3 separate regions of the Homo sapiens genome follow, and all the other regions are linked to region 3. A link is a loop called in an ENCODE intact Hi-C map of the cell type or tissue named here. Cell type or tissue: endothelial cell of umbilical vein. All regions are shown on one strand.

What was found. Hi-C counts contacts between places; a loop is a spot of excess contacts. Peaks named below come from ENCODE experiments on the same cell type or tissue, not always from the same donor. Only the 100,000 strongest peaks of a DNase experiment are listed, where the experiment ranks them.
Region 1: it touches region 3 in a loop (2.5-fold over the local background); 1 of 110 quality-filtered maps calls a loop at or near these places.
Region 2: it touches region 3 in a loop (2.3-fold over the local background); 1 of 110 quality-filtered maps calls a loop at or near these places.

Annotation. Positions count from the first base shown.
Region 1 is chr5:138,843,834-138,846,333 of GRCh38, reverse strand. The region is part of intron 7 of CTNNA1 (catenin alpha 1); the gene reads right to left. Among named protein-coding and RNA genes, the nearest start is that of LRRTM2, 30 kb to the left of the region's middle. In endothelial cell of umbilical vein, no CTCF peak of the experiment used is centred here; a DNase peak (open chromatin) is centred at 1,013; H3K27ac peaks cover 598 bases.
Region 2 is chr5:138,761,444-138,763,943 of GRCh38, reverse strand. All of the region lies in intron 1 of CTNNA1 (catenin alpha 1), which reads right to left. Among named protein-coding and RNA genes, the nearest start is that of CTNNA1-AS1, 8.8 kb to the right of the region's middle. In endothelial cell of umbilical vein, no CTCF peak of the experiment used is centred here; no DNase peak of the experiment used is centred here; H3K27ac peaks cover 195 bases.
Region 3 is chr5:138,899,150-138,901,649 of GRCh38, reverse strand. The region is part of intron 9 of CTNNA1 (catenin alpha 1); the gene reads right to left. Among named protein-coding and RNA genes, the nearest start is that of LRRTM2, 25 kb to the right of the region's middle. In endothelial cell of umbilical vein, no CTCF peak of the experiment used is centred here; a DNase peak (open chromatin) is centred at 959; H3K27ac peaks cover 1,619 bases.

The sequences.
Region 1 (2,500 bases), 55 kb after region 3:
GTTTATTCACAGATATGTACAACCATTACTACAGTCAATTTTAGAGCATTTTATCATCTCCTAAAGAAACCCAGTACCCTTGGGCCAGGCGCAGTGGCTCGCGCCTGTAATCCCAGCACTTTGAGAGGCCGAGGAGGGTGGATCACCTGAGGCCAGGAGTTCAAGACCAGCCTGGCCAAGATGGTGAAACCCTGTCTCTAAAAGTATGAAAATTAGACCCTGTCTCTAAAAGTATGAAAATTAGCCGGGCGTGGTGGTGGGCGCTTGTAATCCCAGCTACTTGGGAGGCTGAGGCAGGAGAATCGCTTGAACCTAGGGGGCGGAGGTTGCAGTGAGCCGTGATCGCGCCACTTCACTCCAGCCTGGGCCAGACAGCGAGAATCTGTCTCAAAAAAACAAAAAACAAAAAAACAAAAAAAACCTGTACCCTTTAGCTATCATTCCCTGACCCTATATCTATATGTGAATATTTAAGTGCTAAACTGTTAAGTACCCAGGACATGGCAATCAAGTACCCAGGACATGGCAATCATACTCGGTTATAAGCTTAAAAGCTCTAAATTTGTTGTCCTTTTCTTAACAGTAATTTAGTAGAAATTCAGTCTAAATTTGCTCCTTATGCCTCAAGGATCACAGTTTTATCCATTCTCTTCCACAAGACTCTTCAGATAATTCCTGTTTATGAAAAGGGGGACCAAGGCAATCAAAACTCTGAAGTATGTCCCTCTCACACACAAATGCATGCTGCTTCGCACCTACCAACAATTAAATGAAAATAAAGACAAAGCCTGTAAACACATTTTAAAATGTCTTAGTCGATACTATCTACGTGACAAACAGTAACCACCCTCATTCTATAGCATGTGACTTTCTTGTGTTTAGAAAGGTAGAATCAGGCTCCAATTCCAACTTTGCTGAACAGGGCCTTAAAGAATGTTAGACACTTTCTTCCTCCACCCACATTAAATATACACCCCCTAAAACTGTTGATTCACCGGATTCTCAGCTGCCAAAGAAAGTAGACTAGCTTAGTGTTTGACATTTCCTTTTGGCAGTCATTAGTCCTTAATGTGTCACTGTCTAGAGGCTAAACCGAATAGTTTTATTCATTTCTACTTTAGCAGCTCATTTTCGTGGGCCTAAGAAAATGTATCAAAGGCTAAATCCACCCTAGAAGAAAGTTGCCAATCTAAGATTTTATGACACAAAAATAACAATATGATCAAAACATCTCTTTCCACAAGCCCCGTATTGCTCAAGTCTGATTCAGTCCTGGCTCCTTCGGCAGTAACTTTATACACAGGAGCAAATTAAAGGGAGAAAAACAAACATTTCAAACACCTAGGACAATGTCAGTGAGCCACCTACTAATGGGGAAAGAAGACTGCTTCTAGCCAGTTATGCTTATTAAATAGTTTTTCATTCCCACCAAGCCAAGAGGTTTGCTGTCTCCTGCACACTAATTAATTTTTGACTCTAAATCTTTGTTTTAACCTTAGCCCACTCCCCAGAGCCAATGAATGCCAATCTTTTCTTTCTTTGTATATCCTACTTACTATACATAATTCTATACTTGCTCTAGTGCTTTATAATAATAAAATAATAGGTAATTTTTTAAAATCTCCATTACTAGCATTATCTAAGCCAGATCTTCTCAATTCTTACTTTCGTCCCCTAAAAAAGAACACCAAAGAAAAGGAAAGAGACAGACAATGGTAGATTTAGAGTCAAACAAAGCTCCCTATGTCTTTTAACAACCAACAACCAAAGTGAGGAATCTAAAATTATACTGGCCAACAAAATAGTGTTACAGCCACCTAAAATTGTGTTGAGGCAAATTCTCAAGCATAGGAAACCTGAAGACAGCAAGCTAACCCCTCCACCAAAAAACACCTGATTACTGCCATTTATTAAATTCAATTCAATCAAAGTCTAGTGAACAATGTAAACATCACTACTAAATTATATAAAAGTCAAGCAGCTAAGAGACAAAAGGTTTCGTACTATACAAGACAGAACTTTAAAAATATGACTCTGGGGCCAGGTGCGGTGGCTTGTGTCTATAATCCCAGCACTTGGGCATGCCGAGGCAGGTGGATCGCTTGAGTCCAGGAATGTGAGACCAGCCTGAGCAACACAGCAAAACCCCATCTCTACTTTTATTTTTAAAATTTTAAAAATTTTTAAATTTTTAAAATGCTCTGCCTATGGAGTGGCCATTCTTTATTCCTTTGCTTTCCACAAACTTGCTTCCACTTTGGTTTAAAAAGAAAAATTAAATTACTTGGGGAAGGGCCAAGTCTCCAAAAAAAGCCTTAAGAATTGCACAATGGAATGCCTAGATGAATAGGCAATGATCACTTTTGACCTTCTAAAAAAAGTGCTTACTTTTAATTTAGCCAAGAAAATTCTGCACTGTTCAGTAACTACAGTAGACTCCTTTTGGGGGAATCCAGAAACCCAAATTGAATACAGTGACAAAGGGTTTTACTTCAAGGAC
Region 2 (2,500 bases), 140 kb after region 3:
GCTGGGATTAAAGGCGTGAGCCACCGCACCCAGCCTAAATGGCAGGTTTCTAAAGACACACTTAAAAGTCAGTCCAAAGCTTTTCTAAAAATATGATAACCCAGGTCCACAGACGCAAGAGAATGACAACAAATGAATCCCTCATGAAACCTTTTGCCAATTTAGAGATCCCCAGGAATATAAAACCCACAAACACTGTTTCATCAGTAATAGTAACATGCTTCTCCCTTTTAGCCTCTAGCTTATTCACTGCACCATCATATTTCACAAACCATGATTTAGAATTTGGATTGTAAACTCAGGCCAGGCACAGTGGCACATGCCTGTAATCCTAGCACTTTGGAGGCCAAGGTGGGCAGATCGCTTGAGTTCAGGAGTTCAAAGATCAGCCTAAGCAATATGGTGAGACCTGTCTCTACTAAAAATGTAAAAAATTAGCTGGGTGTCGTAGTACACACCTATGGTCCCAGCTATTCAGAAGGCTGAGGTGGGAGGATGGCTTGACCCTGTCTCAAAAAAAAAGCTTGGATTAATATTGAAATATTGAATCTAATGAAATATTCAACATACCATGAGAGAATGGTAACAATGCATCTTTGCCTAGAAAGAATGCATGTAACAGAGCCGCACAGGGCAAATGCACTATCAAAGGCTCAATCCTTCAATTAACTTGAAATGGGCCATAGTGAATGTGTTTTCTGAGTTATAACAGCACTTTCATTTTCAAGAACAGTCTGTATGTAGTCTAACCTAGTTAATAAATACAGGATTATGTAACTTGGTAATTAACCAGGTTTCCAACTCACATCTTCAATTCAGAATGTCAAATACTGACAAAAAAAAACATAGCAATAAGACACTTTCAAGAGAGTTGATGAGCCACTTATTTTTGACAATATTTAATAATGAAACCTCAAAACAAGAAAATGAAGGAAATTCACAGCTTGATATGATGGAATCAAATAGTCAAAACTAAGCAATCTAGGGAAAAAATTAGCCTTTAAATTAGCAATTAAGAAAGATAAATTTTTCTTCTGTTAAGCCCTTTTAGTCTAAAAAGAAAAAAAAACCTCTTAGAGACAAAAATTACATTAGCTTCCACAATATAGTTCCATCCCTCCTTTTAATAAAATGGGAACATGAAAAAAATGACAGACATTTTAAAAATCACTTCACACTACTCATACAATATTGTTCAAAATGAGCAAATGTTACAAGTATTTAGAACATCCGAAGTTGCCCTGTGAACTGTATTTACATTACATGCATTACTCCAAACTTACAGCTGGTAAAAAAAAAAAACCACAAATTAAATCCCAATCAAAAAGAGGGGTTGATCGATGACAGCCCATCAACAAGTAAGTGGAAATACATGCTAATTTCAAGCTCCATTAGAAATGGAGTTGTGGCATACTTCCACATGGAGAAAAATAAGTTTGATAGTTATAAAAAAAAACTAAAGAAAATAATGAACATTTAAGGCTCTAACAGAGAAAGGGCAATGTTGACATTTTATTTTTGAAGTGTGGTTCTTTGCACACTTGGAACTTTCAATAATGGATAATTCAGTATAGTGCTCTCACAAGTGAGCAAACAGCATGAGACAAGGCAAGTCACGCTGGACTAATTCCCCACACTGTTCAGTCCATTCAATCCAGGCCCACAACATGTGGGGGACAGGGCAGATCACCAAGCAGTACATGTAATATCTTCAAGGTCTGGAAGCAGGCATACTGGTACCCAGGCAAGTTTCAGAAAGTGCTGCTCTATGAGACTCTTCCAGATGTGTTTTAACTTTTTCCTTACAGAAAACAGAAGCTGCTAATAAGACTTAAATCCTCCAACATGCATAGAATAATAACCTAAATTTCTTTAGGACTTCAAAGTGGGCCAGGCGCAGTGGGTCACGCCTGTAATCTCAGCTCTTTGGGAGGCCAAGGCAGGTGGATCACTTGAGCTCAGGAGTTTGAGACCAGCCTGGGAAACACGGTGAAACTCTGTCTCTACAGAAAACACAAAAATTAGCCAGGCATTGTGGCAGGCGCCTGTAGTCCCAGCTCCATAGGAGGCTGCGGTGAGGGGATCACTTTCAACCCGGGAGGTCAAGGCTGCAGTGAGGTGTGATTGCACCACTGCACTCCAGCCTGGATGACTGAGTGAGACCCTGTATCAACAACAACAAAAAGACCTCAAAGTGTGTGGTTTTGGTCACTTGAGAAAAAAATGATTTGGGCAGAGAAGGTAGAAAGAATAATTGGGTTCATGTTTTTCACTACTTATTTATTATCTCCATATAGAAGGCCAAACTCACCCCCAAAATTTTTTTGAGTAAATTTTTTTACCTGTTCATTTTTCCACCTTTTATGCACAATAAAATTCACTCTCTCGTATACCAATCTAAAAACAGCTGTGTGGGCCAGGTGAGTGGCTAAAGCCCGCAATCCCAGCACTTTAGGAGGCGGACGGATCATTTGAGGTCAGGAGTTCAAAACCAGCCTGG
Region 3 (2,500 bases):
TGTGACCAGCCTGGGCTACATAGCAAGACCCCATCTCTATACATTAAAAAATTTTTCATTGGCTGGGTGTGGTGGCACGCACCTATAGTCCCAGCTAATTGGAAGGCTGAGTTGGGAGAATAGCTTGAGCCCAGAAGGTCGAGGCTGCAGCAAGCCATGACTGCAAGACCATGTCCCAAAAAAAGAAAGAGGCTGGGTGTGGTGGCTCATGCTTGTAATACCAGCAGTTTGGGAGGCCGAGGTGGGCGGACTGCTTGAGGCCAGGAGTTGGGAGACCCACCCCTGGCCACATAGTGAAACCTCACCTCTACTAAAAATACAAAAATTGGCCCAGCGTGGTGGCACGCCCCTGTAATCCCAGCTGCTTGGGAGGCTGAGGCATGAGAATTGCTTGAACTCAGGAGGTGGAGGTTGAAGTGAGCTGAGATGGCGCCACTGCACTCCAGCCTGGACAACAGAGCGAGACTCTCTCAAAAAAGAGAAAAGAGAAAAGAGGGGAGGGGAGGGGAGCGGAAGAGAAGAGAAGAGAAAAGAAAAACACTTGGAGCAGTTAACTTCCACAGAGAACCCAGCAGAGCCAAGACTTCGTAGAACAGTGAGAAGTATCTCTGGATTTGTTAGGAGAATAAATTATTATCTTTCCTACCACAGTTACTTGTATTAACAACTAAAATGTCTCTGATTCCCACTATTCGAAGAGGTAGGCTAAGACTGACACCACAACCACTAGTTTGAGATCAGGCAGCCCTCTTTTGTACCATCTGTGCCTACTGTGTGGAAGTTTGGACCTTGCGGAAGAGCAGGTTTCAGAAAACATTTAAACAATCGGCCTTGGGTTTTGCTGGTTTCAGGAAAACCCAAGCTCAAATCTGAGCTGTTGAGGAAATGACTCACAGCCCCCCTGTGTCAGATCAACAGATTAGACATCTGTACATGACAGACAACTTTTTCAGTCTTTTAGGAAGGCTCTACCTTTACTCCACGATGGATGATCTTTACTTACATAAAATTTGTTAAATGAAGTTTCATTTAGGAAAAAATCCCATTATGACTTTATTTCAATCCTGCTCCTTCTGTAACCATAATGACTATTTTTCTCTATTATACATAGATTTATGATTTACTGAAGTCGAACACAAGTTGTTTCCCACTTCCTTAACTGCTCCTGGCTTCCTATTTGGCTGAGTTCCTCTTATCCTGGAATGTTTGTAGGAAGACAAGATAAGATTTCTTTTTGTTCTTGATAATAAATTAATGACTGACTCTCATAACAGTTTATACCTGTTGTAGGAGTAAGCAAGTGAGAAGAGATGTGGGACAGGGAGCTTTTAAGTCTAAATAATGACCCACCAACGCAGCAGCAGCCCAAAGGAACAGAGTTCAAAACATTCATCTCTTCCCCTGTGCCCCTGGGCCAAGCTAGCACCCGAGTTTTCTTCTTTAAAATGATCTGAATGTCTAAAAGTCAAAAATAACAATAAAATCAAAAACTCAACTTTTACAAACTTGTCGTACATAAAGTAAAAGTCCCAAATGCAGGTCATAACATTTCAGAGGCACTCAATAAGTTTTTAACAACTACTTCCAAACCCACAGGGGAAATGATGATAAGCCCCTACCTTTCCAATTTCCAGGGAAAGGTGTTGGTGATCTTATTAGGAGAAATAAGATATCTTACAATACTGAAAAATGAAGTATGCATGGATAATAGAAAAATTCTACAACTAGATTGTGGTGATGGGTGCACAGTTCTGTAAACTTACCAAAATCTGAATTGTACACTTAAAATGGTTAATTTTATGGTATACAGATTATGCTTTAATAATGCTTTTTCAATTTTTAATGCAGAGCTAGGCAGGTGAAAAATTAAGAGAAATTGTCAGAGGCTAGAAAAGAGAAAGGAGAACTTCAGAGAAGTAAGCAATCAGCCAAAACAGTGTTTCCTCTGGTGGGTGGTGGGGGGTTTTGCAGGGAGGCACCATTTCATGATGAGAACTTGGGTTTTAATGGGCCAAGGCCAGGGTCCTCTCAAGGTAGATGACTCAGATCAGAGACTGCGCAGAGCTGGAACAGGCAAAAGGCAACAACCCTAGTAAGTGACCAACCCTAAGAGTGATCAAGAAAGTCACCATGGAAAGAGGGTATTTCTCAGTCTAAGCATTCGCTCAGGGAGGAAAAGAAGAAAAAGCCCCTATACCCCACTCCAAATTCTAATCAAAAGCTGGCAGAGGTTTAGGTATAGAAATTATGTTATGTATATGGTTCAGAAAACTTTTACATTTAAGAGGTTATGTATTAGTAGTACCTCTAAGCAGGTGGCAGAAGCAAATATAAATGAAAATTTTACCTCATGGAAGGTAAGCTAAACACAGGCTTCAAAGAATTCCCACAATAAAACTCCAGGAATGTGAACTCACAAATTAAAAAAACAAAAACAAAAACAAAAGTATACAAGGAAATGAGCCGTCTTGGGCAAGAATAAGCAAAACCACCACCTGTG